2 separate regions of the Homo sapiens genome follow, and region 2 is linked to region 1. Evidence: chromatin contacts called from ENCODE Hi-C or POLR2A ChIA-PET data. All regions are on one chromosome and are shown on one strand. The core of a region is the stretch at or near the end of the contact, and the rest is flanking DNA. Distances in the headings are between cores, read along the strand shown. Region 1 overlaps FRMD3 (FERM domain containing 3). Region 2 overlaps FRMD3 (FERM domain containing 3).

Region 1 (4,153 bases), core at 940-3,439:
CTTGCTTTTGATTCATCACAGTGCCCCAGAAACAGGTGTCATTTAAACGTGCAGGTGAGAGATCATTGTTTGCCTTGCAGTCTAGTCTGCTCCCTGCTCATCCCACAAGAACCTTTGATTTTTCATAACTTTTTGCTTTGCATTCTGAGGAAGAAACTTGACAATTAGTGAATTGAATATTATTGATGTTATCAGATGTAGAATGGTTGCTTTATTTAGCAGGGAACAGGGTTAAATAAATGATAGAGACAATAACTCAGGAGGCTCAGATCCCTATTTTCATCTTCCAGATAGTAAGAAAGAACAGTAATTCTTCCACAAAGGAAGTGAAGGCCATGATGATTTCTAGTGGCTTTGTCATGCTGATGTTTTTGCTATACTCTGTACTTTTGAGGGGTTGCAAATTTGAAGGATGCGGTAGTGATTTTTTGAAGTGTTTTTCATGTTACTTTTCTGCATTTATATATATGCATAGATAATGTGTATGTATATAAATGCACATACTGTACACAGCTCCTTGTTTTGTGTCCCCTTTTCTCAAAAAAGCATTGAATGCAAAAACATAAGTTCTCCTCAGTCACAACCTCTAAGAAAGGAAAGAAAATTTAGAGCCAGAAGTTGTTAACCTCAGCAGGAGTTTATGACTGTAAGATTTCATCACCTTACTGTCTTATCTGGTATAGTTACATCTGCCCCAATTTATTTATTTTCCTGCTTCCTTCTCTGCCAGTAATGAGCCTGGAACTTGAAGGAGGGCAAGGTACATTCCTTGTGGTATTTATGAGGGAGGAGACCCATGTCTTTGGAAAGTGGACGTTGGCATAAATGCTTTCCTTCATGGGGGGTGAATTTTCCTACTTAAGTTCACTAGCTAGCCCGTGCATTCGCCCTCTTCCTCCTCTCCATGTTATTCTTGTTGGCGAAAGTGTATGATGTACTTTCTGTTTCTAAGATAGAAAATATGATGTACTTTCTGTTTCTAAGATAGAAAGTGTATGATGTACTTTCTGTTTCTAAGATAGAAAGTGTATGATGTACTTTCTGTTTCTACGAAACTTGGAGTTTACTTGTGGGGAAAGTCAAAGACACATGAACATTGAAATATTAGTAGAAACAATTAAATAGCAACAGAAGTTAATAAAAGGCGAAGGGCTAAATGGAATGCACAGAACCTGCTGTGGAAGGTAGGTGAGGGGAGGACTGGACCGGAGTCATGTGGAATGATTCTGTGGACCTAAGTATTGGGAGTTCTTGTGGATTTAGAGTTGGCAAGAGTGGGTGGACAAACTTGGCAGGGAGACTGGTGTGCACAGAGGCAGGGGGTTGGGAAGAGGCAAGGTGGGCCAGGGGCTTGAGATGTCGGTGTAAGAGTCTAGGGGCTGGAGTCCTGTGGGAGAGAAAGCTCAAATGCCAGTAGCCAGGTTGAGTTTGGGTATTCCATATACAAAGGGGGAACATCTAAGTCTTTGAGGAATATAATAATGATTGATTTTGGAGGTTAAACTGGCAGGATGCAGAAAGCGTTGGAAGGGGAAATATTGTAAGCATGGAGCCTGGGAGGTTTCGCCACAATCCTGGTGAGTGTGGCAGGGTTGGTGGCTGTAGAAGGGAAATGAAGAGGCAGATTAGAGAATAGTTTTGAAAGAACACTCGTGACTTGACTGCCTATGAGGAAAGCCTACTGGCATTTTATGCAAGTATAAATTATGTGCATTTGAGGTAGTCCAGCATAAAACTATCGAAAAAGATATTTTATATGAGAAATTTAGAAATAACCCCAAATCCTTTCTTCTCATCGGTGGCAGAGTCAACTCTCATGGCACAGGTTTTCACACTTTGAAAAATTGATCCATTCACACAAAAAGTGATTCTTTCAGTAAGAAAATCTGACTTTTCTGTTGACAGTATGCTTTATAAAGGTAGAGATATGTTCTCATGAAATAAAAGTCACCGAATGGATATTGTGCTGGCCCCTAGTGAGGAGGAGCTGGGCTGGGCTGGTGTGGCGTTCCTTTGGGTGGTGTTCTACTTTCCTGGTAGCATTATCATTGTTTCTGGCTCCAGAATGTCTCCTCTGTCACCTAGGTAAACACCAGTCAGGAAATGTCAGATCCCATGGGGTGACTGGGTGAGCCACTCACTCCCATGTATTACTAACCTTTGTTCCTGATGAGCGTTTCCTGAACTCTTTGGGGGCATGTTTCACGTGTGTGTCATAACAGATGTTCCTTGAAGAATTATGCTTGAGAAATGCTGCAGGTTTTATTTCCCTCACCCTGATCTTCTCTGCAGCTCATAGCACACATCAGCTTATTTATGGCTCTTGGGCAAGTGAGCAAACTAGTTTGACGTTGTTGACTCCAGCTTTTCCTATACTTATTTGACCATGGACCACTATTTTTGCACTATGCTTACTAAAATCTGAGCGGTGAGTTCTGGGGAAAATAGGGCTGGGAATGGAGTTTTTCCCAGTGGCATCTCTGGTAGCACCCTAGTCCCTTCAATGAATGAGCAAATGAATGTTCACGAGGCCCTTGCTCTGTGTTGTCACTATACAAGGTGATTTGCTTGTATTCTCACATTCAAACCTCAACAAGCCTCTTAGGTGGATTTAAGGATACAAGGCTCACATGAGTTAGGACACTTGCCCAAAGTTACATAGTTAGGAAATGACAGGCCCAGAGCTGGAGTCCAGATCAACTCCAAGTCCAGTGTGGGACGCCATTGCTAGCTCCCTGGTGAGAATTTTGGGTTCAGTCAGTAAAACAGCAGCCATTTCATCACAGAGGTTTCATACTTCACCACTTAAACAAATACAAATGTTTCTGTTGGTAAAATAAACCTCCCAGGTCTTCTCAGAGACCATCTAGCCCATTGTGGTCAGAAAAGAAGCTTTGAACAAGGTGAATTTGCAATGATTGGTTTTTAGCCCTTTTCCAGGGAGAGGATGAGTCCCTGTTCTTCCTGATGCTCTCTCTTCCTTTGTGTGGAGCAGTACGGGCTTTCCTGGACCTGCTCATCCAGCCTTGCCTCCCTGCATTCAGTTTCCCAAGCCGGTGTCCCACCCACCCTCACTGACCTGCAACTGTGTCCTCATGCCCTTCCCTTGTGAATGATAGCTCAAAATGGTGAAAGAGGAACTCAGTCATCTGCTGAGCATTATTGTGTAACGCTAGATATTGATATGAGAAAATGGAGCAGAGCCGTGAAGATAGTTGCCTGTTTTTCCAGTTGCCTAATGGGTTGTTAGACTCCCTGATAGACCTAGGAATTTACAAGTTGCCCAGAATGTTTCAATTTCTTTTTCCTGCTTCATCTTTTCAGTATTTGTGCCAGTTTGACCAGCAGAGCAGAAGGCCAGAGCCGTTCTCTGTGCTGTCAAATCTGTTCTGAGTGTATCATCTTGAGGGAGTACGTGTTGGTCCATCTTTTATTCTCAATTTCCTCTCACCTGTCTAGAGGCAGAGGGATGTCACCTTCTCCCCCCTAAAACTGGAGTTTTATGAGACAGAGTTAGCTGTGAGCAGTTTTCCTCTAGTACTGAGGCAGGACCATTAAATTGTTCTCTACTGCTGTTTGCTTCTATGTTTTGTTAGTAACCATTAATTAGTTTTAAAGATTTAGAAACTAAAACAGATGGGGGAAAATGCTCCAGCTTGTGTAAGATCACATTCTTCAGTCACTTTTATTGCATGTGAAGAAAAAGGAGAATCACCCTAAAGTGAAATTCACAGGTTAACTCCAAGTCTTCTTTGAATAATCCAGCCTGCAAATATTCATTTATTATTCATCTGCAATGTGCAAGGCACCATGAAACATCTTTGACATCAAAAATCATTGTACCACATCCTACCAGATTAGCTTGTGTATTCTATTCATGAATCCAGACCTTCTGATCGGGACCCTTCTGGGACATCAAAGGTCAGCCTCAGGGTTAGGCACACATTGGTGTGCAGAGGATTGGAGAGCTATCACAAGGCAAGGGGATTTTTGAGGCTGACAATTCAAATCCAGTCTCTGGCAGCAGCATAGTCCCTTAAACAAATTAACAAATAAACGTTTACTAGGCCCCCTGCCCTGTGTGCCACTCTGCAAGCTGATTTACATGTGTTCTCTCTCAAATCTCAAAACAACCCTCTGAGAGAGATCTGAG
Region 2 (4,153 bases), core at 1,213-3,712, 40 kb after region 1:
AGAGGGGTGGGGGAGGGGAGAGATTCAGATGTTGGCATCTTCTGTTAATTATAGTTTCCTCTTTAAAGGGGAGGCCATACATTTCTGATCATGTTACAACACTTCTTTTCTCCTTGACCTCCACTGGAAACCATGAGAATCCCAAGGCTTTAAGACATTGGGAGAGGACTGTTGATAAGCATGGGCTGTGTCTCCTTTGGTTTGAGCTAGTTTGCTTTTAAAAGCTTGTTAAAATGACTTAATGATTCAGAAAACCCATTGTTCTACTGCTGGGTAAGCAGGAAGGGATGGGTGAGTTTAGGTTTATTGGGCTTGTGAGTGCCATGGGCCAGGTAGGCTGCTGGGAGCTTTGTGTGCATCCTCTTGTTTAGTGTTGGACATTTGTCCCCATTCACAGTCAAGGAAACCAAGGTTCAGAGAGCCAAGTGGCCTTTCCCAGGTGACACAACCAGGAAGGGCCAGGGCCAGGATGTGAACTGAAGTCCCCCTGTGTCTAACTCCACTGCCTTGCAGAACAGGCCACATTCTTTTTCTTCTGCCTGTGGAGACCACGGCACAGTCTCCTAAAAGTGACCTCAAACTCCATCAGAGGCTCAGAGGACTGAGAGTCCAGTGGTCAAGGTACACCTAGCCAGGAGCAATCTTTATTTTTTAGTTTGGGGAGAATTTGATATTTACTAAGCAAACTGCCAAGCCTGTGAGCTTGAGGAAGGAAGTTTATGAAGAAACACTGTGCCTCCCTGCAGATGTCTTTCAGGCTTGGAGCTCCAGACAGGAAGCCCTCTGCTGCCCTAAAGAGGAGGTGGTCAAGAGGGAATTTGCAGAATAGAGCAAGATGGTGACTTTTGACACAAGTCCTTTAAGGCAGGGGTCCCCAGCCCCTGGGCCACAGACCAGTAGGAACCGGGCTGCACAGCAGGAGGTGAGTGGTGGGTGATCAAGTGAAGCTTCATCTGTATTTACAGCCACTCCCCATAGCTGGCATTACCACCTGAGCTCTGCCACCTGTCAGATCAGTGGTGACATTAGATTCTCATAGGGGTGCAGACCCTATTGTGGACTGTGCATACAAGGGATCTAGGTTGCACATTCCCTATGAGAATCTAATGCCTGATGATCTGTCACTGTCTCCCATCACCCTCAGATTGGACTGTCTAGTTGCAGGAAAACAAGCTCAGGGCTCCCACTGATTCTACATTGTGGTAAGTTGTATAATTATTTCATTATGTATTACAATGTAATAATAATAGAAATAAAGTGCACAATAAATGTGATGTGCTTGAGTCATCCTGAAACCACCCCACTTCCACCTTGATCCGTGGAAAAATTGTCTTCCATTAAACTGGTCCCTGGTGCCAAAAAGGTTGGGGACTGCTGCTTTGAAGAGTTTGCCTGTGAGGAAAACATGAGAGGGACAAGGCATAGTTCTGTGGGAAGGCCTAATCCCCCTTCTCTTTTTCTTATGGTGTCCTAACCTCCTGCTTCCGTTATGATCCCTGAGCATGCAGAATTTTATGATGTGGTGAAGTTTCACTTCCACCAATGTTCTTTATTAATATCATGAACTAAGCATGCATTAATTGCCTTCCTAGCCTCTTGAGATTTTTTTATAATAAGGAAACATTTTAAGAATGAAAAGCAATTGCAAAGATATGGAATCAACCTAATGCCCATCAACTGATGAATGCATTGATAAAGAAAATGTGGTATATATACACCAAGGAATACTACTCAGCCACTAAAAAGAAAAAAATGATGTCTTTTTTGGCAACTTGGATGGAACTAGAAGCCATAATTCTAAGTGAAGTAACTCAGGAATGGAAAACCAAAAACCTAGTTCTCACTTATAAGTGGAAGCTAAGCTATAGGTATGCAAAGGCATGCAGAGTTGTATAATGGACATTGGAGACTCAGAAGGAGGGTAAAGGATGAAAAACTACTTACTGGGTACAATGTACACTACTTGGGTGACAGGTGCAGTAAAATCCTACTTCAGCACTATATAATTTGTCCACATAACCAAAAATGCTTGTACCTCTAAAGCTATTGAAATTAAAATTTTTTTAAATCTGTTAAATCTATTTAAGAAAAAAAGGATAATGGAAGAATTCCTTTCATATTAAACTTATATTCCTTTTATATTGAACTTACAAACAGATATTTATTCAGGCATTGGATGAGTGATCTATGACCTTTGTTTTATAAGTTTAACCTGCTGGGCTCAAAGCTTTAAAAGTCCCGGAGGGCCTGAGGCAGTGGTGACATTTTCTGTGGTGGGGTGCTGGGCTTCATTGAAATGCACACATAAAACCTTGGAATGTGCGTGGACTGCTGGGGAGCAGAGGCTGGCCAGGCTGAGGGAGGGGGCCACACCACACAAAGGACACACAGTCACATTCCTCCCGGGCCACCCAGCAGCCTTGGTGGCTGCTTGCCATCTGGCAGTGCTCTCGGTATTTTCCTGGATTCCTTGGGGCAAAGGAAACATAGTGACCTGGCAGACTTGGCTCCTGGCTCAGTGGCAAGGCCAGAGCTGTAGAAGTGGTTTATGGAGGAGATTGCACTTAAAATATCACTCTAGCCCATCCTTCCCTGTCATCATACAAGTTAACCAGCATCCTGGGACAAGGCTAGGCATCCAGAGGGCCGGATGTGGGGAAGACTCTTGCAATGCCGTGTTTTAAGTCCATTGCTTCCAGGTGTGTGGCAGTGTCCTTTCCAGCCACTAGATTGGGAATGCAATGAGGGAAGGGAGTTGGGTGAAGAGTTTAGTTAATAAATATTGGGTACCTAATGAGGATTGTCTATGCCTCGAGCTGCCACGGGTTCCTTCTGAAGAGTGCTAGGGTTTCTCTGAAGAAGCCCAAGTCCCACATTGAACTAAGTGTCCTCTCTCTGCAGAGTGCTGTGCCAGCAGCTGGCAAGCAAGCATGTTTATGAGTTAGTGATCTTTTGATAAGAGCTCATTCCTGAAAGGCAAATGGAAACTTCCACCTAGAACTCAGGCCAGGTCAGGAGGTGAGAGTATGGAAAAATAACACCAAGTGCAGGCACAAAACTGGAGAAGACAAAATAGTAAGGGAGCTGCAATTGGGGAAGTTAAAAAGGGCCTCATGGTCAACAAATCAGAGACAAGAGAAGGACAAGTGACACTTTTGACACCTTTATACCTTCAGCAAAAGCTGATACTCTCAGAACCTAAAATAGCAGAGAAGTCAAATGTTTCATCTCATAAAAAAAAACGCTAAACTTAACCACAAAACTGTTTAAGATTATACCTTGTGAAATACAAAGTAAAAAGTTAGAATAGGGAAAAAAATCAGAATAGAATAAGGAAGGAAAGGCTAGAGTATTAATTAAGATAAATTAAAAATTTTAGATTTTAATTCAGTTTGTCCTAGCATTTTTAAGAAAACAAAGATGATTTTGGAGGGCATAACAAGTCATTCTAACTCATATCCCTGAAAATGTAGGAGAATAAATTATCCACATGGGAATAATGAGCATTTGGAAGCACATGTGGTGCTAGTTTCATTGTGCAAAACACGAAATACATTATACCAATGTCATATTCATTTATGGCAGGGAGACTAGTTAGATGAGGGAAGGCGTACATCTGAACTGGCTGATGTTCTCAAACATCCACGCTATTGGACATTCCCAAGAAGCTGGAAATGTACAATCTGAAATGAACGTGCTCCTTCCATGAGTTCAATAAAGGGCCAATGGATCTCACCTAAAAGGATGTTTTGCTCAGAATGAACTTGCTGGACATGCTTTGCCTATCACAGGGCTCTAATACCACGGAATTACAATAAGACCTCATTGTTTATATGAGGGGCCAAAGCATCAAATTCCTACAGGGGTCAGATAGGTGATCTAAAGGAACTAAGTGGTGCAGGCATGAATGTGGCCAGAGAGCAGGGTGGGTGGCCTGGCCACAGGGACAGCTGTTTGTTACTCCTCTCCAGCCAGCTCCCTGCACAGGGGTGATGCCATGCTGAGCCAGTGCCAAGTGGTCAGCTGAGTTTTCAAGAGGCCAGCTTTTCAGATTTTAGGGAAATCTGTAATTTTTAAACATCTGTTTTTAAACATCGAAGATATGGACGTGGGGCTACCAACGGCTTTAAACTTTAGAGTGAAAAAGATAGGT

Evidence for each region. Hi-C counts contacts between places; a loop is a spot of excess contacts on that map. ChIA-PET counts read pairs that join two places held with the same protein, here RNA polymerase II (POLR2A). Pooled maps may share reads with other maps.
Region 2: a loop to region 1 is called in a map of PC-9, with 9 times the contacts of the local background. The contact joins two enhancer-like sites. A Hi-C loop is called at or near these places in 12 of 168 maps with a recorded cell type or tissue (HCT116, HepG2, PC-3 and 5 more), 1 of 37 single-sample maps with no recorded cell type and 8 of 50 pooled maps. POLR2A ChIA-PET finds 5 or more read pairs at or near these places in 2 of 52 experiments (OCI-LY7 and activated CD8-positive, alpha-beta memory T cell).

Annotation. Positions count from the first base shown.
Region 1 is chr9:83,470,412-83,474,564 of GRCh38, reverse strand. The region is part of intron 1 of FRMD3 (FERM domain containing 3); the gene reads left to right. Among named protein-coding and RNA genes, the nearest start is that of FRMD3, 66 kb to the left of the region's middle. RefSeq lists enhancers at 833-922, 973-1,132. Within about 2 kb of position 2,189, at least 9 of the 41 ENCODE cell types and tissues checked have a DNase peak (open chromatin) inside an H3K27ac peak, as active enhancers do; they include PC-3, PC-9, gastrocnemius medialis and 1 more, where a contact is called at or near this core.
Region 2 is chr9:83,430,665-83,434,817 of GRCh38, reverse strand. The region is part of intron 1 of FRMD3 (FERM domain containing 3); the gene reads left to right. Among named protein-coding and RNA genes, the nearest start is that of FRMD3, 110 kb to the left of the region's middle. RefSeq lists a silencer at 2,250-2,544. Within about 2 kb of position 2,462, at least 22 of the 41 ENCODE cell types and tissues checked have a DNase peak (open chromatin) inside an H3K27ac peak, as active enhancers do; they include PC-3, PC-9, gastrocnemius medialis and 1 more, where a contact is called at or near this core.